2 separate regions of the Mus musculus genome follow, and region 2 is linked to region 1. The links are chromatin loops, found by intact Hi-C in ENCODE. Cell type or tissue: left cerebral cortex. All regions are shown on one strand.

Region 1 (8,000 bases):
AAAGAGGAACATTCCTCCATTACTGGTGGGATTGCAAACTGATACAACCATTCTGGAAATCAATCTGGTCGTTCCTCAGAAAACTGGAAATAGTTCTACCTGAAGACCCAGCTATACCTCTCTTGGGCACATACTCAAAAGATTTCCCAACATACCACAAGGACAAATGCTCCAATATATTCAATTCCTTCCTTCCTTCCTTCCTTCCTTCCTTCCTTCCTTCCTTCCTTCCTTCCTTCCTTCTTTCCTTCCTTCCTTTCCTCCTTTCTTTCCTTTTTAAAGATTTATTTATTTATTTATTTATTTAATGTATGTGAGTATTCTGTTTTTTTTTTTTTTTTTTTTTCAGACACACCATAAGAAGGCATTGGATCACATTACAGATGATTGGGAGCCATCCTGTGGTTGCTGGAATTTGAACTCAGGACCTCTGGAAGAGCAGTCAGAGCTCTTAACCAGTTAGTCATCTCTCCAGTCCTAGCTTCTTCCTTCCTTCCTTCCTTCCTTCCTTCCTTCCTTCCTTCCTTCCTTCCTTCCTTTCTTCCTTCCTTCCTTCCTTCCTTCCTTTTTCTTTCTTTCTTTCTTTCTTTCTTTCTTTCTTTCTTTCTTTCTTTCTTTCTTTCTTTCTTTCCTTCTTTCTTTCTTTCTCTCTCTCTCTCTCTTTCTTTCTTTCTCTCTTTCTCTTTTTTTTCTTTTTGTAATAATTTCAATGCTTAATCTTTTTATCTTTTCTTTATTTTGTGTGCATTGGTATTTTGTCTGCATGTATGTCTATGAGGGTATCAGAGCCTGTGCAAATGGGTTCCAGACAGGTGTGGTTTCCCATGTGATTGCTGAGAATTGAACCCAGGTCCTCTGGAAGAGCAGCTATGGCTGAGCCATCTCTACAAAAACCTAATTTGATTTCTTTAATTTCAGCACTATGATAATTCAGAAATAGAATAGACTTCATAAAAATATATTATTAATTATTTAAATTATGCAAAAGTAAAGGAAATTAGAAAAACATTAGGGCTAACATTCATGAACTTCAGGATGAAAGAAGCAAATGCTTTCTAATGATTTAGAATAAAAATCAGTGCACACACCCCAATGCCCTTCCTACACTCAGTCTTTCAGACAGCATCTTCCAAGTCAACCCTAACCTCAGGGTTTTGTATTATCTCCTACAGAGAGCACAAATGTGATGTCTCCTTGAAAATGCACATGCTTCACAAATACATGCCTGGAGCTTCGATCTTGTTCCATCTTCTTTACTCAAATGATTTGTCATAACTATAAACAAATAAAACTATTGCTTTATTTTTTCTGCCAGAGGTTTATTTCACTCCTTATAGCTAGACTATAGTATTATATTACACAAATAAATAATAGTTGCCTATCTTCTTCTAACCAAGAAGCATAGTGATTTTCATGTTCACCATAAGTAACAGTGTTGCAGTAAAATACGGAGGATTTATCTTGTTATAGGAGAATGAGGTGACCTCTGTCTATTTCAGAAACAAGTATTTTCCAAAAGGGAAGTGTCTTGTGGGTGTTTTTGAGTCGTGGGTGGAAGACTCTGGGAATTGGCAGAGTTCTTTGTCCCCAGGATACCCAGAGGTTCTCTTTTATAAGTATCTGTAGGCAGGTGTTTGCTCTGTGTATCCTTGGAACTCAGCTTTGCTCCCACATCCTGTGTATCTCAGACTAATTTTGGGGGAAAAATAGTGATATGTAAAAGAAGAAGTAGCTACGCAGTCAATCTTGGCTTAAATTTAGAGTGCCACACGAAAGATAGCTGCAGACAAGGTGTAGGAGGAAGGTGGGCTTCATAGCAGGGAGGCTATTTCCTCCTGGTAAAGCATGGATAATTTTAGAGAACATTTTTTATTCTTTCTTTAATTATGTTTGGTCTGCTCTGTTATGTGCTCACTGCTCATACGATCGAGATCTCTGGCTCCAAGTGGAAACATAACATCGGGGACAACCCAAAGTTATAAAATTGATGAGCAGTCCAGGATATGAAAGAAAGAAAGATGTCACATGAAAGAAAGTCATACCAGTGCCCCTTCTCTGTTAATCAAAATGGGCTTGCCAATCACCTGGGTGTGGAAGTTAAGTGGGCTTCTTTCTACCAGTTCCATGCTCCCAGAAATAACACTTGGGCTCAAAATATATTTACAAACACCTTGGCCATATTCAGCTCTTCTCTGACTAGAATCATAACTTCAGATAACTCATTCATTTTAATCCATATTCTGCCTTGTGGCTGGTTACTTGTGCTCAGGTACTATGTGTCTGTCTCCTCACACCTGTCCTTGTAGATCTCCCAGCTGGCTCTATTCCAGAATCCTTTCTGCTTTCCATATGTTCCACTTCCCAATTCCTGCCTAAAACATAGCCGATAGGCTTTTAAATCAACCAGTGATGCACAATACACAATACAACACACAAGATATTCTCTTGGCACATAGGCAGGAAAATGCCCTATTATGAAAGCTGGTTCTGGGGACTTTAGGAAATAGCACAAAGCCCATTTAGCATGTAAGTTGGAGAAATGGTTTCTTTGGAAGGTGACTGCTCTCAGCCTTGGGAGTCTGCATTGAGTCTGCATTAACACTCCACCACCTATCCCCTACAGTTTGCTCTGTGTGTTTGAATTCTCTTTACAGAGAGTGCAAGGTTGTGGGAGCCAAGGTGAGACCAGAGTGAGATCCCAGAGTTGTTAAGTCGTTTTGGTACAGTACTAAGTAGAATGCCCCCAGTGCCCATTTTCAGTAGCCACATGAACATCAAAACCCAGTTTATCTGGGTATTGTACTGCTACTGTTCCTCTGACACCTTCGGTCTCATTTCATACACATATAATATTGATTTTCATACCCTCTTGATATTTATAATCGAAGGCATACCCCTATTCCACCTTCAAGTTAAGCTAAGTGTTGAAAAGTAGCATTGCATTTTCCCATCTTTTATAAATAGAAGCCTTTTAAATGTAATTTTGTACTTTGCCTTTTCTACTTGTTATTTAAAAAAAAAAAAGAAGAAGAAGACAAGGAAGAAAATTCACTTTATAAAGTCACTGTAAACCAGCGAACTAACAGCTTGAGAGATTTGAGAAGTCTTTTTTTGCATACAAATTAGGAGCTATTTTACTGTTTGCATTTGATGAAGTAGTTGCGTTCACTTTCTGTTTGGTTTGAGTTCAAGAATGTATGTGAAGAAGCAGAAAAGATGATGTCATGATGGCTGATATAAAGCAAGCCAAACAAGGCGCTTCAAACTCCAGCATTATCACAACCTCAAATCAATTGAGTTCTTTTTATAGTAAGAAAATACTGTTAATATAACTTAAATGTCAGGACTTGAACCTGTGTAGTGTCAGAGCTAAGCTGCTCAGATCTAACCTGTTTGTGCTAAGCACCTCCTGTTAGCATCCAACAAACTGGGAAAGGTCTGCAGTCACCCCAGTACTTGAAATAGCACTGGTCTCCACAAGGCAAAAATCCTTTCTCTTTTGCTGAATCCGGAGCCCAGATGTCACTTTCATATAATATGAAAATACGTAGTGGTATTGGCAGGGGAAGAAGGTGATTAAAACTGGAATCAGAGTTTTTTGATTATAGCAGGCATTTCAACACCTTTATTGCTGCAGAATTTCAAGCTGTTGTCTACCAGCCTATACTAAAATTGATGTGAAAAACTTTACAGTGCTTGATGAAATTTTCACCAAATTTTTTTTTTTTTGTAAAAGTTACAACAGAAGTCATTTTGTGACGTGCTAGCAAGCATTGTTAGTGGGGGCAGTGGCAGAGGCCTGAGAGTTTAATGCATTCTGGGAAACTACCACTTGGCAAAGTCCTTCTGTGGTTGTTTTATAGTGTGGAGCTTCACTCTGCAATAAAAATAAAACCAAATTCATTTGGGCTCAGTCTTTTTGTTGCTTTATTTAATTTTCACTTTGGCGTGTGGCCCTTAAAGCTTTAACAGGGCCAGTGTGGCTCTGGAAGTGCTTACTAATTCAACGTGGTTAATGGCTTCCATGGCCAAAGCCAACTCAGCAGTTTAGTCTCATTCTGTCTTTCTTTCTCTTCTCTTTGATTTTCCTTCTGGTGGGAAACCTCTACATGGGGCAACCTATTATCAGTCGATGTTTTCTTGACTTTTGAGGTAACTGCCTTAAACTTTCTGGCCTGCAAAGGCGTGGAGATGCCTCTGAACCATCTCATACTATGGCAGAGGAAAGAAAAGTGTTTGCTTTTTTGAAAGTCCTTTCAGCATCTGCAGCATGATGCACACAGCTTGCTGTGAAGTGCAGATTCAGTTAGGTTCAGAGAACCCAAAAGGAATTAGTGTGTGTGTGTGTGTTTCTCAGGTGTGCAGGTTTGTGGAAAGAATAGTCACACTGGCATTGGGCAATCTATCCTTCAACTCCTGGGACCTAAGAATGTTCTAAGTACAATTCCTAACAGCATTGAGAAGTTCACGATGGAGTGTTTTGTGCTCACACACAGGCACATAAGTGAAATGTCAGTCTGTTTCATCTGTTTTGCCCATTTGAGATGCTGTGTCTCCCCAACCCCCGCCCAGGGGTGGCTGTGGTGTTTACCACTGCATAGATGTGTTGGTTGACCTGAGAGCTTCCAGGAAATCAGCTGCCTGCTCTTCCCATCTCACTGTAGGTGCACCAGGATTACAGATGTGCACAACTCTGCCCAAATTTTACATGGGTTCTGGGGATTTGAACTTAAGAAGGTATACTCAAGCTGTTGTGACAAGTGCTTAATCTGAGCAGTTACTTCAGCCCAGCCATGAGGTAATTGTTCTACATGTTAATGATTGACTTGGCAGGTTTTAGCCATAGATTCCCACATTTCTTCAAATGTATGCTCCTTTAACTTTATCCAAAGCAATATCAGTAAAAATAAAAAATAACAAATAATAAATAAAGAAATAAATGTACCTTTTTTTTAACACCTTAAAATAAGTACAGAAGTAGCAGAAGTATCTCTTAGACATTGTGAACAATGATGTTATGCTCAGGTGAAGCTGACCACCATAGCTTTAATTGTGCTAGTCTATAATTCCCAGCTGCTGTAGCAGAAACGTTTATCCAATTAGCATTGTGACATCCTCGCTCTATAGTGTGATGTCTGGCACATGGCAAAGGAGATCTAAATTATCTGAAAATTGTCCTGAAGTGTGTTTCTTGTTTACTTGGAAAAAAAAATCAAATGGAGAGGAGACTACTCCTTCCTCTCAAAGGAATGCCTCTATCCTACATAGCTGCCGCTTCCCTTCCTAGCAGTGAATGAAAATTTCAAGAGCTTCAAGATTACATGATCTGCTTACCCAGATGACTGCAAAACTATCCAGAGTCAACTCTGTTCTGCCTGATTCTACAGTGTTCTCATTATCAGCAATCTTCATATCTGCCAAAAATTCATCATTCCCTTCCTTTTGCTCTCTCTCTCTCCCTCTCTCTCTCTCTCTCTCACACACACACACATACACACACAGTGATTATACCCTTTCCTGAAATCTTCACCATTATGTCATCATGTTCTAGTCCTGGGATGTCTGAAAAGATCAGGACCATCTTGTCTCAGAATCCTAGACTTGGTTTGTAAGTTCTTTGGACATATGCATTAGTGTTTTGAATATTCTCAAACTTTCTTTCTGTAATAAGTTGGGACACAGCTGGTATTAGCATATGCACTATCATGTTCTGTTAAAACACAGCCCTCCCCCTTACCCGAGTTCAGCACACCTTAGTACACAGTGCCCAGTGCTTAGCCCACCACCCTACACAGTCAGTGATTGTTGGCACCATGGCTAAAGGAAAAACAAAGGCACAAAGCTGGTGAAAGAATAAACAGCTGGAAAAAATTTCACAGTTGTTTTCTGTTTAATAGAATAATGAGCCAGTAAAGAACAGAAAACAACAACTAAAATTAAATTTTCTGATACTTTCAGGGAATGAGTTATTCTAGAGTATCAAATTTCCTGGACAGGAGAAACTTTGAAGCATCTGTTTACTTTTGTGTAAATTCTTCCTAAAATGGTATTTTACTTTTTCAGTTTGTTACATTGAGTCGATTGCATGTAATTTAACCTTGTCCCGAATACCTAGTAATAAAAACAGTATCTTAGTCAAACAATTAAAATGATATGTAGAGCTAGATATTTCAGGGACTTCCTTTGAGAAATTTTTGATCGGGTTGTGAACGTCATGTGTATAACTCAGAGGTCCTAAGATAAAAGAGCTTTGGCAACCTTCTCTGTCTCCTTCATTCTCTTGCAGGGTTTCTCTTGCAGGGATATTGTTCTAGAGACACACTGTTAGATAGGTGATACCGTTTGTTTAGGAATGGCAAGTTTATCCTGGTGTTTACATCCTAGCTTTAGTACTTGACTCTTCATCTTGCCCTGGGTTTGCAGAACAATATATACCCATTTATGCTCTGATTTGAAATATTTTCATATCTTCTTTAGGGACTGCATCAGTCGCAGATTTAAGACTTAACTAGTAAATGTTTGTTGAGCACACAGTATTGGCAGGTGTCCCACGTTCTTAAATTTTTACATCACTCCAGCCTCTATTACAACTGGATGAAATGGTGGTCTTGCTGTCACATTTTATACATGGCAAACAAGTTTGGTGATGATGGTGATAGAAAAGGTGTGTGGCCTTTGCTTGCTTATTTTATTTATTTATTTATTGCTTGCTCTTTAAATATTTTATTATTTTGTTTTTAGTTATGTATATGGGGTACAGGTTGCAGAGGCCAGAGATGTCCAAGCAGGCAAGAGGAGTTGCATTATCCCTGGGGCTGGAGTTACAGGTGGTTGTAATCTGCCCATTGTGAGAACTAGGAATCAAACTTGGGTCCTCTAGAAGAACAATCCACGTTCTTAACCACTGAGCCATCTCTGAAGCTCCGGCCTTGCTCTTTCATTTTCCTCTTGTGTATTCTCTGTACATACGTGATCATCTTTGGCTCTACTCTCTGTGGTTCATTCTTTGAGATGTGTTTTACTTTGCACAAGACATCTATTCTCTGCTATTTTCTTAGCGGTCATTGATTTAAATGTATCCTTTGAAGACAGTTAAGTATAAGAATGGTAACAAGGTAGTTGGGTTGGGGCTGATAATAAAGGCTCTGTGATGAATTTCAAATTTCAGCACTTTAGAATGTAATCAGTCTTTCCCTTACCCCGGGACTTCTCACTGGCACATCCTTCATAGAGCCTGGCACACTCATGCCAAGGTTACCATGTTCCCACTACATGCAGGGCAGCCCAGGGAAATCAGTTTCTTTGACCTTACCTTTGGCCGTTCTCTTTCCATGTAATTTCATATCTAAAGAGAATTCCAGATGTTAAAAAAAGCTGTCTCTTATAGAGTATAGAAAGGCAACCACTGCTAACTTTTGTTTCTTCGTTTTCAATATTGATATACTTTCGTCTTACTGTATCTACTAATGAAAAGCTAACTAACTAACAAACTAACTAATCTTTAAATATATTGTAATGTGAATTCTGCCAAATAAAATGCAGATCTTAGATATAGTTATGTTTTCCTAGGAAAACATTGAATATTTAACAATCAAAGAAGATTATAAAAGATTACACAAAACCCTGTGTATGGCTTAATATCTCCTCTCTTCTCTCCACTTCTCTGCTAAACCTTCTCCACCTTCCCTTCTTCTTCACCTCCAACAACAAAAAGAATTCAGTAAGAGTATTATGGAAGTTGACTATTATTTCTCTGACTATAACTGATTTTTTTTTTTGTCAAACATGCAGGGTCATTTACTTTTGTTCAAATGTTTCTCACCACTGCTAAGCCCTAGCCTTTGTTAACAGCTAATAATGATTATGGATTTACTTTTTACCTAATGTTGTATTGTTCATGTCACAGGTATTGAATAATTCAAATGCATGCAGAACAATCCAATGAGACAGCTATATAATGGGGCCTACACCTGCTGAGGCCCAGCTCTTTTTGCTTTATA
Region 2 (8,000 bases), 310 kb after region 1:
AGACTTGGCTAGACTCTTAGCTCTATGGGTGTCTTCATCTGAGACAGTCTCTATAAGAAAAGATACCAGGAAATTTCCAAGTGCACATATTTTGAAAATCTTTCCATTGCCTTCTATCTTTCTGTTTTACCTTATAAATGAGAGCTATGGACTAGCCATTGCCAAATTTACCTACTAATTACCTTAATGATTTGTTACTTGATGGTATTGTTAATTATATTTTGGAACCAACATTAGAAAAGATGCTAATAATATTCACTGTTATATGCTTTTATCCAAGGTTCATTGTGCTTAAAATATTCACAGGAAGTAGTGAAAATTGTCTTCTATATTAATTTCAGATGATTAATGGGAATCTAAGCATGGGACTAATGTAACACTGAGAAAATATACTTAGCTGGGAATATGACTCACTGGTAGTACTTCCTTAGCATGTAGAAGTCCCTAGATTTGATCCTCACCAGTAAAACCTAAACAAACAAACAAACAAACAAAAACAATATAAACTTAGACAGGGGTTGAGAGTGAAGGAAGAATGTAACTTGTCAACTAACCAGTGTTGGTGAAAACATATGGTAATTCCTTAATTTAACTGTTGTGCTTTCTGCAGCACTGAATGAGTTGCTTGCTTCTCACTTCACCATCCCTTGCCAGAGCCTTCCATTCAATCAATGTACACTATCTTATCATCTGTTTAGTGAGAGGTATACTATTTCCATTTAATATCTGTAACCATTATTTGAGAAATCAATGTTTAATCAATCTCTTTATTGCTACCCAGGAAATAGAATCTGAGATGAAGATGAAGACAGATCAGAGACAAAGGGAATGGCAAACCAATGAATGGTCCAAGATGAGACCCATGCCCTGGAAAAGAGCCAACCTCCTGACACTATTAATGATACTCTGGCATGCTTGCAGATAGGAACTTAGCATAACTAAGGGAGGCTTCATCCCGAGAGGCTTAATCCAGCAGCTTATGGAAACAGATGCAGAGACCCAAATCTTAACACTAAGTAGAGCTCAGGGAGTCTTGTGGAAGAGTAGGGATAGGGTTGAGGGAGATGGAGAGGTCAAAGACATCACAAGGGTCAACTACAGAGTCAACTAAGCTGGGCCCATTGTAACTCACAGAGACTGAACAACCAGCAAAAGAGCCTGGACCTAGGCCCCCTAAACATTTGAAGCAAATGTGCAGCTTGGTCTTCATGTGGGTTCCATAGTAATTAGAGCAGGGGCTGTCTCTGAGTTTATTGCCTGCCATTTCATCCCCTCCTTCTAGCTGGACTGCCTTGTTGGGCCTCAGTGGGAGAAGATGTACCTAGTCCTGCTACACCTTGATGGTACCCATAGGGGACCTCTCCTTCTCTGAGGAGCAGAGTGGGTAGTAGGAGGAAGGGAGTTGTGAAAGTGGGACTGGGAGGGGAGGAAGGGACCTGTGATTCCAAGGTAAAGTGAATTGCATTAATTCAATATTTTACTAATGCAAAGTGAATTATATTAATAAAATAAATTAATTAATGATGAAAATCCAGTTATATGTCTTCCTAAATTCAAACCCCACCTAAAAAAAGAATCAGGTTCTGGTTCCTATGAAAAGTTGGTAGAATGCAGCTTCAGCAAGACAATTCAGAGCCATTCCCAAATACACTGGCCCTAGAGTTGCCCTAAAATGGTGGCATCATCATGGTCACGTGCTGACCAGTAGCTAAATGCATACCTCCCTGGGTGTGGGCTGAGAGCTTGGACAGACTAATTCTTGAGTACAGAAGATGTCCAAGTGCTGAAGCACTAGAGTGTTTCATTCCTTAAAAAGTTCTGGGAAACATCTACCCTACCAGATAGAGGCTGTTGCAAGTGAAGCTCAAACTCACAAAGTCTCTGAAAGGCTATAAATGTAAATGAATACATGACTGTAAATGTATGTTAAGTATAAAGGAAGAATAGTAGATATGATGAACAGGTTCACCTGAAGAAGAAAGAAACCCCAAGCTGTTTCTGCCAGTAGGAGAAAAGGTTGGCCAGTCAAGCAAATGTGGAGGGGAGGAAAATTGAAGGATGGATGAAAAGCTCTAAAAGACTTCGGTGCTCCTTGCTGCTTTGAATAAAACCATTGTTCTTGCTCTAGGCTCATTCTCAGTGATGTCATGCCTCCTAAGTATTGGTCATCAGGTTCAGAGAAGACCAAACACAACAATATCCTTGTACTATTTCTGCTTTCTCTGGTAACACAATATCTAGCTTTGACTTGTGACTTGGGTCAATTGGCTGGTTTATACAATAATACCAAGTGAATCTTGTCAGGGTTCTGGCTCTTGAGATGGGAGAAATAAGAGCTGGGAGAACATACCCTTTGGGAAAGCTTTTTAAGCGAGAGGCATTTCTTTAAGTGAGAGCTTGAAGTGCGAACTGTATGAGCCACAGAAAAGTGTGATGTTACCACACTCCTCCATATTTGTGATTGGCAAAGCCTTCTGGAGACTGGCAGCCTTTAGCAGCTCTATTTTTATTAGTGCTTATAGCTCCTGACAAATCTATACTGCCAACTCTCTACAAGCAATTCTGAAATTCACTGGGTACATTTCTGGAAGTTAGAAAGCCTGGAAAACGTTTTAATATGAAACACCAAGAAGTCCTTATATAATCTGCAGAAAATTCATACTATTTATATATCGACACCATGACATTAACTTCCAAAATGAAGGAAAATACATATCTTCCACGAGGATGCATTTTTTTTGCAGGCTGAAAAGGGAATTGTGAATTTGTAAGGCAGTTTTTCTGCTGTAGAGTCAAGCCTTGAAGCAACAGTATCATGACAACACTCTCAACATTTAGTAAGTTCAGTTGGAGTCAGAATTAGAGTGTTTATATGTTAAGAATTTGCAAAATATAAACCAAAAAAAAAAAAAAGCTGTAAGTGAAAACTCATATTCTCATGATACTCCAGTTAATGAGTTTTCATGGGATAAACCCAGAAAGGAAGAAAGAAAGAAAGAAAGGAAGAAAGAAAGAAAGAAAGAAAGAAAGAAAGAAAGAAAAGAAAGAAAGGAAGGAAGGAAGGAAGAAAGAAGGAAAGGAAGAAAGGAAGAAAGAAGGAAATTTAAAAAGAAGAGGAAAGAATGGAAAGGAAAGGGAAGGGAAGGGAAGGGAAGGGAAGGGAAGGGAAGGGAAGGGAAGGGAAGGGAAGGGAAGGGAAGGGAAGGGAAGGGAAGGGAAGGGAAGGGAAGGGAAGGGAAGGAAAGGAAAGGAAAGGGAAGGGAAGGGAAGGGAAGGGAAGGGAAGGGAAGGGAAGGGAAGGGAAGGGAAGGGAAGGAAAGGAAAGGAAAGGAAAGGAAAGGAAAGGAAAGGAAAGGAAAGGAAAGGAAAGGAAAGGGAAGGAAAGGAAAGGAAAGGAAAGGAGCATGAAGAAATGGGTAAAAGTCTTTACCTCGCACTGAGCAAATGTAAAAATTTCACAGTTCTCCTGAGATTAGCACCAGAGTTTTCCTTAGAGGCACAAAAGAATTCTGCCTTGCATTTTAGCACATCCAGCAGCAAGGAGGAAAGTGACAAAATTCTTTAAAAAGCTGAAAAGATCCAGCTTTATTTGCAGTACTTAGCTTAGTTTGGAAAAGGCAAAGGCAGATTTCAAAATAGTCTCCACATTGGACTTTTAATTTTTTTTTGAAAGAGGAGGAAATAATTGGCTTTTTCCAAATGGCTGGAAAATGGTGTCAGGTTAATGTTTATATAGGCTGTGGAAACATTTTCAACATACATCCCCCGTGTCAGTGTTTCTTCGCTTCATGCTTCCTAATGTAAAGTCGATGCTTTTGTTGTGAGTTTAAACACAAGCAGTTTAAGTCCATTATACATGCAGACTAGCGTAGATTAATTTGAACTGATTGAAACTGAAAACTCAAGGCTGTAGATAAAAATACAATTTTATTTGCATCGTTAAAGCGACCCATCTTTTCAAAATGACCTTCCTTCTGGGACTCTGCTATTAGTATGCATCTGGTAATCAGCTTCTCCCAGGAGCTCAGACCATGAATTTCAGGACCACACAGATTCTGTCTATTTCTTTCCATAGACATTCTTTCAGCCATTAGATGCCTCACTATTTCCTACAAACACACAAAGTCCCCCGCTCAACTGGGTGAGAACCTCCTCACAAACATAGCAGAAGGTGACACAGTTCAGTGCTCTAAGTGTTCTCTCAAGTGCCATCAGTGACCTGCTGTTCCTGAGAGTCAGCTGACACCCTTTTTCCAACTCCTTGATCCCTGGCCACTTACAGGGTATTGCTCATCTCTCCCAACATTCAATGCTTTCAACAGTTATAGCCAACATAGCTGTGTGGAAAATGAACCACACAAAACACTGCCTTCTGAGCTCTTTCCCTCAAACCCACTGTCTACCTCCCATGTGCTGTTCCACCAAGCCAGTCCTTATGCTCAGAGCCTGTACTTTCTTTCACTGACCTTGAGAACTTAATGGAATATGAAATTAAAGCAGCTGGGGGCCACACCTCCTGCTTCTGCTTTCCAACTCAGTTTTCCAAGTTTTTGTTGAGTATTTTGGAAACCCCTTGTTCTTGTCTTTTATGTTTTCCAGCCATCGCTGAATTCACTCTCCTCTCCTCCTTGTGCACCGTTATCTACCAGCACCATTACTGTCTGGTTGGGACCACTCAGCTCCTGGCATTAAGGCCCCAAGCTCCACTCCACCTCTCCACCTCTCCCCATTCTTCCCTCTGTCTTGTTCCAGCTGTAAACCCTGGGTTGTTCTGGTCCAGTCAATCTTTTCATTATATCTGTGGATCTTATTTTATTTTGTTAGGGACATTGATGATCTTACCTTTCCCTATAATTGTAGATTTATAAGTTTATTTTCTCCCCTGCATGCGCTCTATCAGACTTATCGAGTTTCTTCTTTTTCAGAAATGTAATATTCCTTGTATCTCATTTTCTTTTTTCTACGTGTTTGATTTTTATCTCTCCTTTTCACAGAAAAAATTTAGTAAAAGACATAATACCTGCCGATTTCATTTCTGACGTCCCAGATTTCTCATAGTACTTGCCACTAGCATCCTTTTTGATAAATATACTGTGTAGTGTTCATAGCTTTGGCGACTGGCAATGTTTTACACAGTTTATCACTGTGTGTTCTTAGACTTTCCAGGGCAACATTCTTACCTGGATTTCTTCATGTGGTTATGGTTGCTCCTTTACAGTATCTTTTTAGGTGCCAAAGATATTACTGGTTTCTTAAATAACAGGCTTAGGTATCATTCTAGTTCTCTTACTGTGTTTAATAATTCCTGTTGCATCAACAAGAAAATAGATATTGATATTTCCCACATGATCAAAATCTTGCCTGGCTTTAAGCCTGTATGTTTGTAAACGTAGTCATTATTTCTTTTGCACATATGCTATTACATTCACATCAGCTTGTGCAAAATTGAATTTAATGTCCAATATGGGAAACCTATGCTTGCCATATATGGAGAGAGCAGTATTACTATCTGTGAGGTCTATGCTCCCATGTTAGTAAATGAAACTCATTGGAAGTCAGAAGGTTGAATAGAATTAAAGTAGTTCTAGACTGATAAAACATTTATTCACTCTGGAGGCAGCCTACTACAAGGACCACTGTGCAGGCAGATGTCAGCAGGCAACCAGACACATGTCAGTACACATGAAATACAAGCAAGTAGTCACAGACACACAGACAGACTGCCATACAGTCTATATGGAGGTTGTCACATATAGGCTCTAACAAAAGTCCTTAACATCAAGACTTTTGGAACCATACAAAAGTAGCACTCTGCCAAAGAGAGTTCCATGACAGATTATTTCACTGTTACTTTGAGATTCCCTGAATATCCAGTCTCAACAATTCCATGCTAATTCATAACCCCAGGATTTCTAGTGTCAGCCATATGTTAGGTGACTTATGCTACTTCTTCACATCAGCATCTTGCTCTATAAGCCTAAACTGACCCTAATAGCCACTGTTTCCAACACCATCAACACAGATAACCATGCCAGAATCTAGGAATCATACAAGAAGACTCAGCACAACCTGACTCTCATTTCAGCATGGATCTTTGCTGTGGATGAGTCACCAAGGGTCACTGATTCTATTTCTTATGTCTCCCAAGACTATCCCTTAGCACAAGTGAATAGACTTTGTCCAGACTATAACTATGGTTATCCCTATATTTAGTCACTCTCAATACTATAGTAAGAATAATCTTTCTAAAACTAGACTATTTGATTGTGCCATTACCATGCTTCAAGCTCTTTAATACATTCTCAAGGCTTCCCTGATAGTATTCTTCTCTTCCATCAGTTCCCAAGCTTTTTGTACAAACCTGTTATTCATCTTTAATTTCCCATAACTCACAAGACTACTTTATTATTTCCTTTACCTAAAGATAGTTGGTGGCTCTAAGGTACAGCTCTTGATTTGTTGTTGTTTGCTCTTCCTTCTTTTCTATGCTGGTTAGTGTTTTTGCCAACTTGTCTGGGAAGAAGGAACTTCACTTGAGAAAACACCTTTATCAGAAGTTCCTATGGGAAAACCCGGAGGGCATTTTCTTGACTAATGATTGATGTGGGAGGACCCAGCTCAATGTGGGTGGAACCATACCTGGGCAAGTAGTACTGGGAAGCCTAAGAAGAGGAGGTAAATGTGAGTTTGGAAACAAGCCAGTTAGAAGTATTCATCCATGCTGTATGTTTCAGGTCCTGTCTCCAAGTTCCTGCCCTGCTACAGTGCCTGATTTGCCTACCTCAATGGTGGGCTGAAATTGGGATATGTAAGGAAAATAAACGTTTTCTTCCTTAAGTTGATTTTCATCATGGTATTTAATAACAGCAAAATAAAACAAACTAGGACAACTTCTTCATCTTACTAACTTCTATTTTGTGACTCAAATAATATTTTCTTTGGCAAGATTTTCCTCACCCATAAGTACCGTCTTCCTATAAGCCTTGGATAAAGTCTTTCCCTTTACTGTAGAGACAACTAAAGCCATTTCTTCCACACACATATGCCATATAGCTAGCCTTCCATATGGATCCATAGGTCTCTCATGCATGAGTCCTGCAAAGTGACCGACAAAATTATTTGGGAAAAATTACATTTCTAAGAACATGTATAGACAATATTCACACTATCATTTCCAAAGTAGTATACAACTGTTTCCATAGTCATAATATGCATGTTGCTGTAAGCCATCTAGATACAGTTGTTGAACATGTCAGAAGGCATACATAGGTTATATGCAAATATGCAATTTTACATTGGAGGCTTGAGAATCTGAGTTTTTTCAGCATTGATAGGGATCTTAGAGCAAATTTTCCAGAGATACTGAATACTAATCATGTCATAATTTCAAATAATTGTTTACCTTCTTTCCACTGTGAACTCCAGTAAGTTTTTGTCTCAATTAGTCAACATTACTTCTTTAGATATGTAGGTTATATAATCAAATTTTGTTTCACAAATATGAAAAAAAATCACTAAATATTCACTGCATTTAAAAAGATATATATGAACTTACTTGCTCAGAAAAATTTAAATAAAATGTGGAGAGAGAACTACTCCTCACCCTTCTCAAAAACATTATTCACAAGGGCATTGCTCTCGTGTCTGACTTTTTACATTAAGGATGGTTCAACGGTGGAGGACATATATTAAGACAAAAAGAGAGTTTAAAATTAGACCATTTGTGGCCCTAATGCCAAAATAGGATGGTTAGATGTTAGTTAGCAGCTGTGTTTCAAGGGACTTTAGACTTATTACATAGTAACTTGAACAGAGAATAATTAATACAAACAAGGTTGTTGGGAAAATAATAAATCAGCAGTGTTCCCTTTCTATCTTCTAATATTGAATTTCTGCCATTTTTCATTACTTTGTAGTATTGCTGACAATCCTCTATAGGATACATTCTGGCTGATCATCCTCTATAGGTCTTGGGATGAATAATTTCATCTACTTTGAGG

The links. Peaks named below come from ENCODE experiments on the same cell type or tissue, not always from the same donor. Only the 100,000 strongest peaks of a DNase experiment are listed, where the experiment ranks them.
Region 2: it touches region 1 in a loop (15-fold over the local background); 3 of 42 quality-filtered maps call a loop at or near these places.

The regions. Positions count from the first base shown.
Region 1 is chr9:94,296,444-94,304,443 of GRCm38, reverse strand. No RefSeq gene overlaps it. Among named protein-coding and RNA genes, the nearest start is that of Gm24200, 16 kb to the right of the region's middle. In left cerebral cortex, no CTCF peak of the experiment used is centred here; DNase peaks (open chromatin) are centred at 2,744, 3,340, 3,852, 4,301 and 3 more places; H3K27ac peaks cover 296 bases.
Region 2 is chr9:93,986,881-93,994,880 of GRCm38, reverse strand. The region is part of intron 2 of Gm31847 (a long non-coding RNA gene); the gene reads left to right. Among named protein-coding and RNA genes, the nearest start is that of Gm39401, 11 kb to the right of the region's middle. In left cerebral cortex, no CTCF peak of the experiment used is centred here; DNase peaks (open chromatin) are centred at 1,831, 2,450 and 3,559; H3K27ac peaks cover 1,849 bases.